2 separate regions of the Homo sapiens genome follow, and region 2 is linked to region 1. Evidence: chromatin contacts called from ENCODE Hi-C data. All regions are on one chromosome and are shown on one strand. Each heading gives the region's core, a stretch centred on a gene start or an enhancer-like site at or near the end of the contact. The rest is flanking DNA. Distances are from core to core; before and after follow the strand shown. Region 1 holds the start of UTP6 (UTP6 small subunit processome component). Region 2 holds the start of SYNRG (synergin gamma).

Evidence for each region. Hi-C counts contacts between places; a loop is a spot of excess contacts on that map. Pooled maps may share reads with other maps.
Region 2: a loop to region 1 is called in a map of gastrocnemius medialis, with 15 times the contacts of the local background. The contact joins the promoter of SYNRG here to the promoter of UTP6 in region 1. A Hi-C loop is called at or near these places in 2 of 168 maps with a recorded cell type or tissue (gastrocnemius medialis and naive thymus-derived CD4-positive, alpha-beta T cell) and 5 of 50 pooled maps.

What each region holds. Positions count from the first base shown.
Region 1 is chr17:31,900,111-31,903,487 of GRCh38, reverse strand. It overlaps UTP6 (UTP6 small subunit processome component), which reads left to right and starts at 1,780. Exons shown (of 19, transcript NM_018428.3): 1 at 1,780-1,952. The coding sequence starts at 1,861. RefSeq lists enhancers at 1,786-1,835, 1,521-2,112, 2,156-2,305.
Region 2 is chr17:37,607,640-37,611,016 of GRCh38, reverse strand. It overlaps SYNRG (synergin gamma), which reads left to right and starts at 1,599. Exons shown (of 22, transcript NM_007247.6): 1 at 1,599-1,738. The coding sequence starts at 1,662. It overlaps DDX52 (DExD-box helicase 52), which reads left to right. Exons shown (of 15, transcript NM_007010.5): 15 at 1-1,278.

The DNA.
Region 1 (3,377 bases), core at 531-3,030:
TGTACGAAAAACACAAAAATTAATTGGGTGTGGTGGCACGTGCCTGTAGTCCCAGCTACTCGGGCGGCTGAGGCAGGAGAATCCTTTGAACCAGGGGAGTCGAGGTTGTGGTGAGCCGAGATCGCGCCACTGCACTCCAGCCTGGTGACAGAGCGAGACTCTGTCTCTAAATAAATAAATAAAATAAAATAAAATAAAAATCATGGTTAATTTATGAAGGTCTCTATCAAATTTACTTTGAAATGATTACAGTCTGTCATAACTTGCTGACTTCCTTGTACCTAAAGAAATTTAGCAAGTACCTTTTCTTAGTGTCATGCATTTATTAACTGAGTACTTATTATATGGTAGGCACTGCTATAAGCTGTAGAGTATCTAGCCAGTCAAAAAGGAAAAAATTCCCTGCCCATATGGAGTTTACTATCTAGTGTCATCTCCACTCTTACTGTTAACACAGCCCCAGAGATTTTACTTTTACAAATAAATTCTATCTTTGTCTTACATTCGTGATTTCCTTCCACTTCTGACATGTCTTACAGCTGAAGGATTCAAGAAATGGTGTAGCACAAGCCAACCCTCGTCTCAGTTCTGAGATGAGTGGGTAAAATGTGAAAGGAAAGAAAGAAATGCAAGGCACAGAGGTGGAACATGGTTTTGCTGAGCCCATTCTCCTTTCATAAATCACACACAGGATCCAGGTGCTAATGTGAATGTTGAAATAAGCAGATTTAGCAAGAACTGCTGCTTTGGCTTTTTTATATCCAGAACTAAAAAAGAACTGAACCATGTAGTTATCATTTGAGGTTTACTAACTATACCAGCAATATTGCCTCCAAGCTGTGTTGCCTGGTGTTTCTCTTAGAAATGCTAAGTTGCTTGGGCAATGGTTTAAGGAGGGTGTCTATACCTTAGTGATTTATTTTGGTAATTCTCAAACTTTTCAATACAAAAATCTCCTTTTCTAAAAAGAATTTATAGTGTCTGATATTCACCTAGGGACATATATTTTGAAAGCTATTGCTTACAAAGACAGGATATTGATTTAAATAATAAACAATTCTATTTTATTTATTTATTTATTTAGAGACGGAGTTTCACTCTTGTTGCCCAAGCTGGAGTGCAATGGCGCGATCTCGGCCTCCCAGGTTCAAGCGATTCTCCTGCCTCAGCCTCCCGAGTAGCTGGGATTACAGGCGCGTGCCAGCACGCCCAGTTAATTTTTTTGCATTTTTAGTAGAAACGGGGTTTCATCATGTTAGCCAGGATGGTCTCGAACTCCTGACTTCAGGTGATCTGCCCGCCTCGGCCTCCTAAACTGCTGGGATTACAGGCATGAGCCACCGCGACCGGCTTTCAAAAATGTTTAATTGTACAATATCCTCCTCCTTTGCTTTTTTTTTTGTTGTTGTTCTTGGTGTTGGGAAGTCAGGACGTGGGATGGGAGACAATATTCTGAAGAAAATGCATCTCGTGTCCCTTTCAGGCTTGAGCAGCCCACCTCTCTACACCTGGAGGCGCTTTTCCTGATGGCTGTCCAAGTCTAGCGGCGCGCGCACTTAACCCCTCCCTCCCGTCTAGCCCCGCCCCTCAACTCCTGTCCGCTAGAGTCGTCCTGCCCAAGACCAGGGCGGGTTCTCGCTGCAATCCCACAATCGGCCACAGGGAGGGGACGGTGGCTGTAGAAGCCGAAGGGCCTTCCCCTAAGTAGGAGGTGGCGGAAGCGGAAAAGGCGGGACCTAGGGAGCACGTTACGTCCGGACGCGTCGGTGGTAGGGCTGGGTCTCCGAACCTGAAACCGGGAGCTTCCTGCTCGTGTTCGCTGTTGAGAAGCTACCCGCGGGGTTGTAGACCTCGGACCTCATGGCAGAGATAATTCAGGAACGCATAGAAGATCGGCTCCCGGAATTGGAACAGCTGGAGCGCATTGGACTGTTCAGTCATGCGGAGATTAAGTGAGAGAGGGTTGGGGAGAGGGAAGAGCTGAGGCGGCCTGAGGGGAGGTTGGGAGTGTGTGGCAGGGGCTAGATGTGGGGACGCTCGACCTGTGTTTACTTTTCCTAACGTGGTGGAAGCCCATTTCTCGTTTTCGGTGATGTCCAGAATTAATTTTTCATTCGTTGCAAGGTAATCCGTCCGTCTACTTACCCATCAGACGTTTTGACAGCCCTTCATGGAGCCGGGTCTTAGGGCTGTAAAGGTGATAAACCCAGGATTCCTGCTCATTAGGAGCTAATTGGGCAGAGTGTGGTGGGGGAGACAGACAAATTAAATATTTTGATAACAGTGTACTGTAAGTTGATTGTAGTACCTTGTACTGCTGTAGGGATGGGAACAGAGTGCTGTGAGAGCCCAGGGGGAGTGGATAAATTCCTAACTAGACTTGAAGGTGGGGACCATTGAAATCAGTTTCATATGCTACTCCAGAGCCTAACTACAGCGCCTGGCACATGGTAGACATTCAGTAGCGTGTTAAAATTATGTTTAATAGTTTTTAATGGTTTCTGTGACTGTTGCTTTGTTTTGCAACGTCTGAATGTAGTAATGTGACTCAGAGCTTCAAAGTAAGCATTCGTTAATGAAACACAAAACAAAGCAGTGTGGACGCTTAGAAAGTGCTCAGTTAAGGTTAATGTTACCATTACTAAAGACACCTGTCTTGCACATCTTGCATTAAATTCTCCTAATATATATTTGTCATATGTTCATTCCTTAGCTAAGGACTCTGAATCTTCTCCCGTAAGTCCTTCGTAGTAATAAGTCTTTTAAGGCAGACGCAATTTAGATTTTTAAAAAAATTTACATGTTGAGAACTCAGAAATAAGAGGAATTTCGGAAAGAAATTTATTATTAAAATTTAAGTGACCTGAACTTGGAGTAAAAGAAGTCTTTATTAATACCAGCCAGGCGCTGTGGCTCACGCCTGTAATCCCAGCACTTTGGGAGGCCGAGGTGGGTGGATCACGAGGTCAGGAGTTCGAGACCAGCCTGGCCAATATGGTGAAACCCCGTCTCTACTAAAAATACAAAAATTAGCTGAGCGTGGTGGTGAGCGCCTGTAGTCCCAGCTACTCGGGAGTCTGAGGCAGGAGAATCGCTTGAACTCGGGAGGCCGAGGTTGTAGTGAGCCAAGATCATGCCACTGCACTCCAGCCTGGGCGACAGAGCGAGAAAAAAACAAACAAAAAAAACACCATACATAAATGGTATAAAGTTCTTAATTGTATTTGCTTTGCTGGTGGGAATGTCATTGGTTTTGGGAGTTGATTAAGATGATTTTCCTGAAAGTTTAAAAATGAACCCTTAAGAACACAAAAGTAATTGTGTAAGAGAATACTTTTTTTTTTTGAGATGGAGTCTTGCTCTGTCGCCAGGCCAGA
Region 2 (3,377 bases), core at 350-2,849, 5.7 Mb before region 1:
TCACATCTATGATCCTTGACTTTATTGTGTCTGTTTAAAGTATCTACAGTAACCTGTATCAACTTAGTCAGTGTATTAATACTAAATTTAGCTCCTTCAAAGCAGTTGGAACTATGTGCTACATAAATTTCAGCTTCACACAAGGAAGGGAAGGAGTGAAATTAGTGAACAGGCAGTTACAGCAAAAGAAAAAACATAAAAATTGAATAGCTGGCTCTGGTGAAATGAGCAAGGACTTTAGAGTCAAACTGGCCTGGATTTGAATCCTGATCCTCATTGCTTGTAGCTGTATGATCTGGACAAATGACAGTAACTGTTTCTAACCTTGATTTTCTCATCTGTAAGATGCCAATTGTAACTCCTAAGGATACTGAGGATTTTTTAAAATGCGTGTACAGTTCCTGACCAGTGGTTTGTGCCTAATAACTTATTACAAATTATTACCCAGTAAAAACCTTGAGACAAGAGTGAAAACGTAAAGCTAATTAATCCATTACTTGTTAGCAAGCAAACTACGTGCTTGAGAAAATTACTCAACTTTCATGTTTTACTTCCAGACAGTAGTTTGATTAAAAGAAAAAAAAAAATCACAGCCCAGGCATGTGGCTCACACCCTGGCACTTGGAGGCCGAGGTGGGAGCATAGCTTGAGCCTAGCAGTTTGAAACTAGCCTGGGCAACATAGATCCTATCTCTACAAAAAAAAAAAAAAAAAAAAAAAAAAAAATTGGCCCGGTGTGGTGGTGCATGCCTGTGGTCCCAGCTACTCAGGAGGCTGAGGCGAGAGGATCGCTTGAGCCAGGGAGGCTGAGGCTGCTGTGAGCCATGATCATGCCACTGCACTCCAGCCTGGACAACAGAGCAAGACCCTGTCTCAAAAAAAAAAAAAATCAGTAAAAAATATGCCGAAATAGCTTCAGAGTAATTATGAATTGCCTTCCAAAAACCACTGTTTTGCACTTGCCTGCAAGAATAGGAAAAACAAAAGGACTGTAAGGTGGCAGGATGGCAGAACCAAACAAGAGTAGTACACCTTGGAGTTTTTTCGAAATATGGGTTGGGTTTTTGGGCTCTTGGTTGATTTAAAATAAAATTTAAATGCCTTCAGCGTCTGTGATAGGTGCCAACATGAAGCTACCGAGTTCCAGAGAAAGAGGGGAGAGCTGATCACTCATCAGTGCTGCGAGACTATCAAAGGGCCCTTCAGGACCTATCTGTTCTTTGTGTGTAAAGAGTAACAATAAAAGAACACCAGTGTACCCACCGTATAGTTTAAAAATCAGGACTCAGCCTACTCTTTCCACTAACCGCGATCATGGTTTTCAAACGGAGGACCAACGGCGCTTTGCCACTGGGCCGCCAGCTGGGCCCTGCAGAGGGCCTACCAGACAATGAATCAGCTCCCTTGGAGAGGCGCCCGCGACCGCCCCACCAGCCCGAGAGCTAGAATTGAATCTGGGGGACCCCTGCGGCGCCGGGTCACGTGCCGTGGGCGCGCCACGCCTCCCCGAGGGCCGGGGGAGTCACGTGGGCGCGAGGCCCCGCCCCATCGCCCGGTCCGCGGCGAGGTGGGGCCTGGTGTTTGACCCGGAAGTGGCTGTGTTCAGCTGACAGCTGCTGATAAGGTGGCGGCGGCGAAGGCAGCGGCAGGTCGGGAGCAAGATGGCGCTGCGGCCAGGAGCTGGTTCTGGTGGCGGCGGGGCCGCGGGAGCTGGCGCGGGGTCCGCCGGGGGAGGCGGGTAGGTGTGAAGAGCCGGGCGGGAGCCCGCTGGCCTCCGCGGGGGCGGCGAGGGGCGCTTGGCAGTTATGGCAGTTTTCTCCAGCCCTGATCCTTTTCCTTGGAACTGGGCTGCGGGAGGAGGGTCATCCCCCAGGGACCCAGGCCGAAAGGGGCGTGTGGAGCCCAGGTGCTGGACGCTGGTGTTCCGGGATCAGTTGGGGGCGCCGGCCGCCTGGAATCGAGCGGGGAGCGAGCGCGCGCCCAGTGTGGGAGGGGAGAGAAGATGAGGGTCCTCTTGGGGTGGGGGGGGGCGGGGCAAATCAGGAACCGCGACTCCGCTCCTAGTCCTAGCTGCCTCTGAAGCGACCAGGGTCTTCCCTTTCCTTGGGCTTTCTAGACTTAACCGGATATGTTGGAGGGAGGGCTTTAAAAATCTGTTCACAAAGCTGGAGGACTGTTTCCAAGGGGGGTGTGTGTGTGGACTATTTGTCTCTTCCCCTTTTAGAGTGTCCTGTCCTCTTTATTTCCTTAACCCGCGACAAACAGCAGGAACATCTAAAGACCTCTGAATTAGTAATGGTCTTGAGATAGAGTTCTTGTCTTGTACACTAACTCTTAAGACTTGTCTGTCTTCTTTTTAAAAAGGCATTTAAAAACAAAGAAAGTGCACTGTTAAACAGCAGTTGCGCATTTATTAGAACAAAGCTTCCAGACTCAGCCCTTAAACAAATCTGCCCTCTGCCACATTTCAGCCAAGAACTGCCGTGGTTCTTATACCCAGAATGGTAAGGGAGATGTACGTTTTACAAGCTGACAGATTCGTTATCATTTAAGGAAATATTTTATTCTAGGAAGTTTTCACTCCACTTCTATAATGACCTAGTCTGATTTTGTTTTACTAACCAACACACAACAGCACACACATTTGGAGGTAAAAGTAGCTTTGCATCTTCAGTATCCTAAATTGTCTTTGGAAAACGAAGTGTTAGGTTTTTTTTTTATATGCAGTGTTTCAATTTCGGAGTCGTGAACACTACAAAAGTGTAAGGACCTTAAAGTTATCACCTCTTGCAGGTGCTTGTCAGGAAACGAGCAGTGGCTGTTCAATAAACCACCTGTGTGTAACCCCATTTTTCATTTCCTCTGCACATCTTTAACTTTAGATTTTTAAACTTTTTGCTTTCTCTTTTGTTCTCTCCGTTGTTTCATTAGAGGGTTTTTTAAAAAATAAATACTTCGTGTAAGCCAGTTTCTGGCTGGAGAAGAAACATATGTAATAATTCCCTTCTATTTGTTTTTTCTTTTTCTTTTGTCTTGTTTTTTTTTTTTTTTTTTTTTTTTTGAGAGGAAGTCTTGCTCTGTTGCCCAGGCCAGAGTGCGGCGGCGTGATCTCGACCCGCTGCAACCTCTGCCTCCTGGGTCCAAGCGATTCTCTTGCCTCAGCCTCGGAGCAGCTGGGATTACAGGTGCGCGCCACCATGCCCGGCTAATTTTGTTGATTGATCGATTGAGACAGAGTCTCGTTCTGTCACCCAGGCTAGAGTGCAGTGGCACGATGTCGGCTCACTGCAACCTCGACCTCCCGGGTTCAAGCGATTCTTCTGCCTCAGCCTCCCAAGTAGCTGGGATTACAGGCGTGCGCCACCACGCCCAGCTAA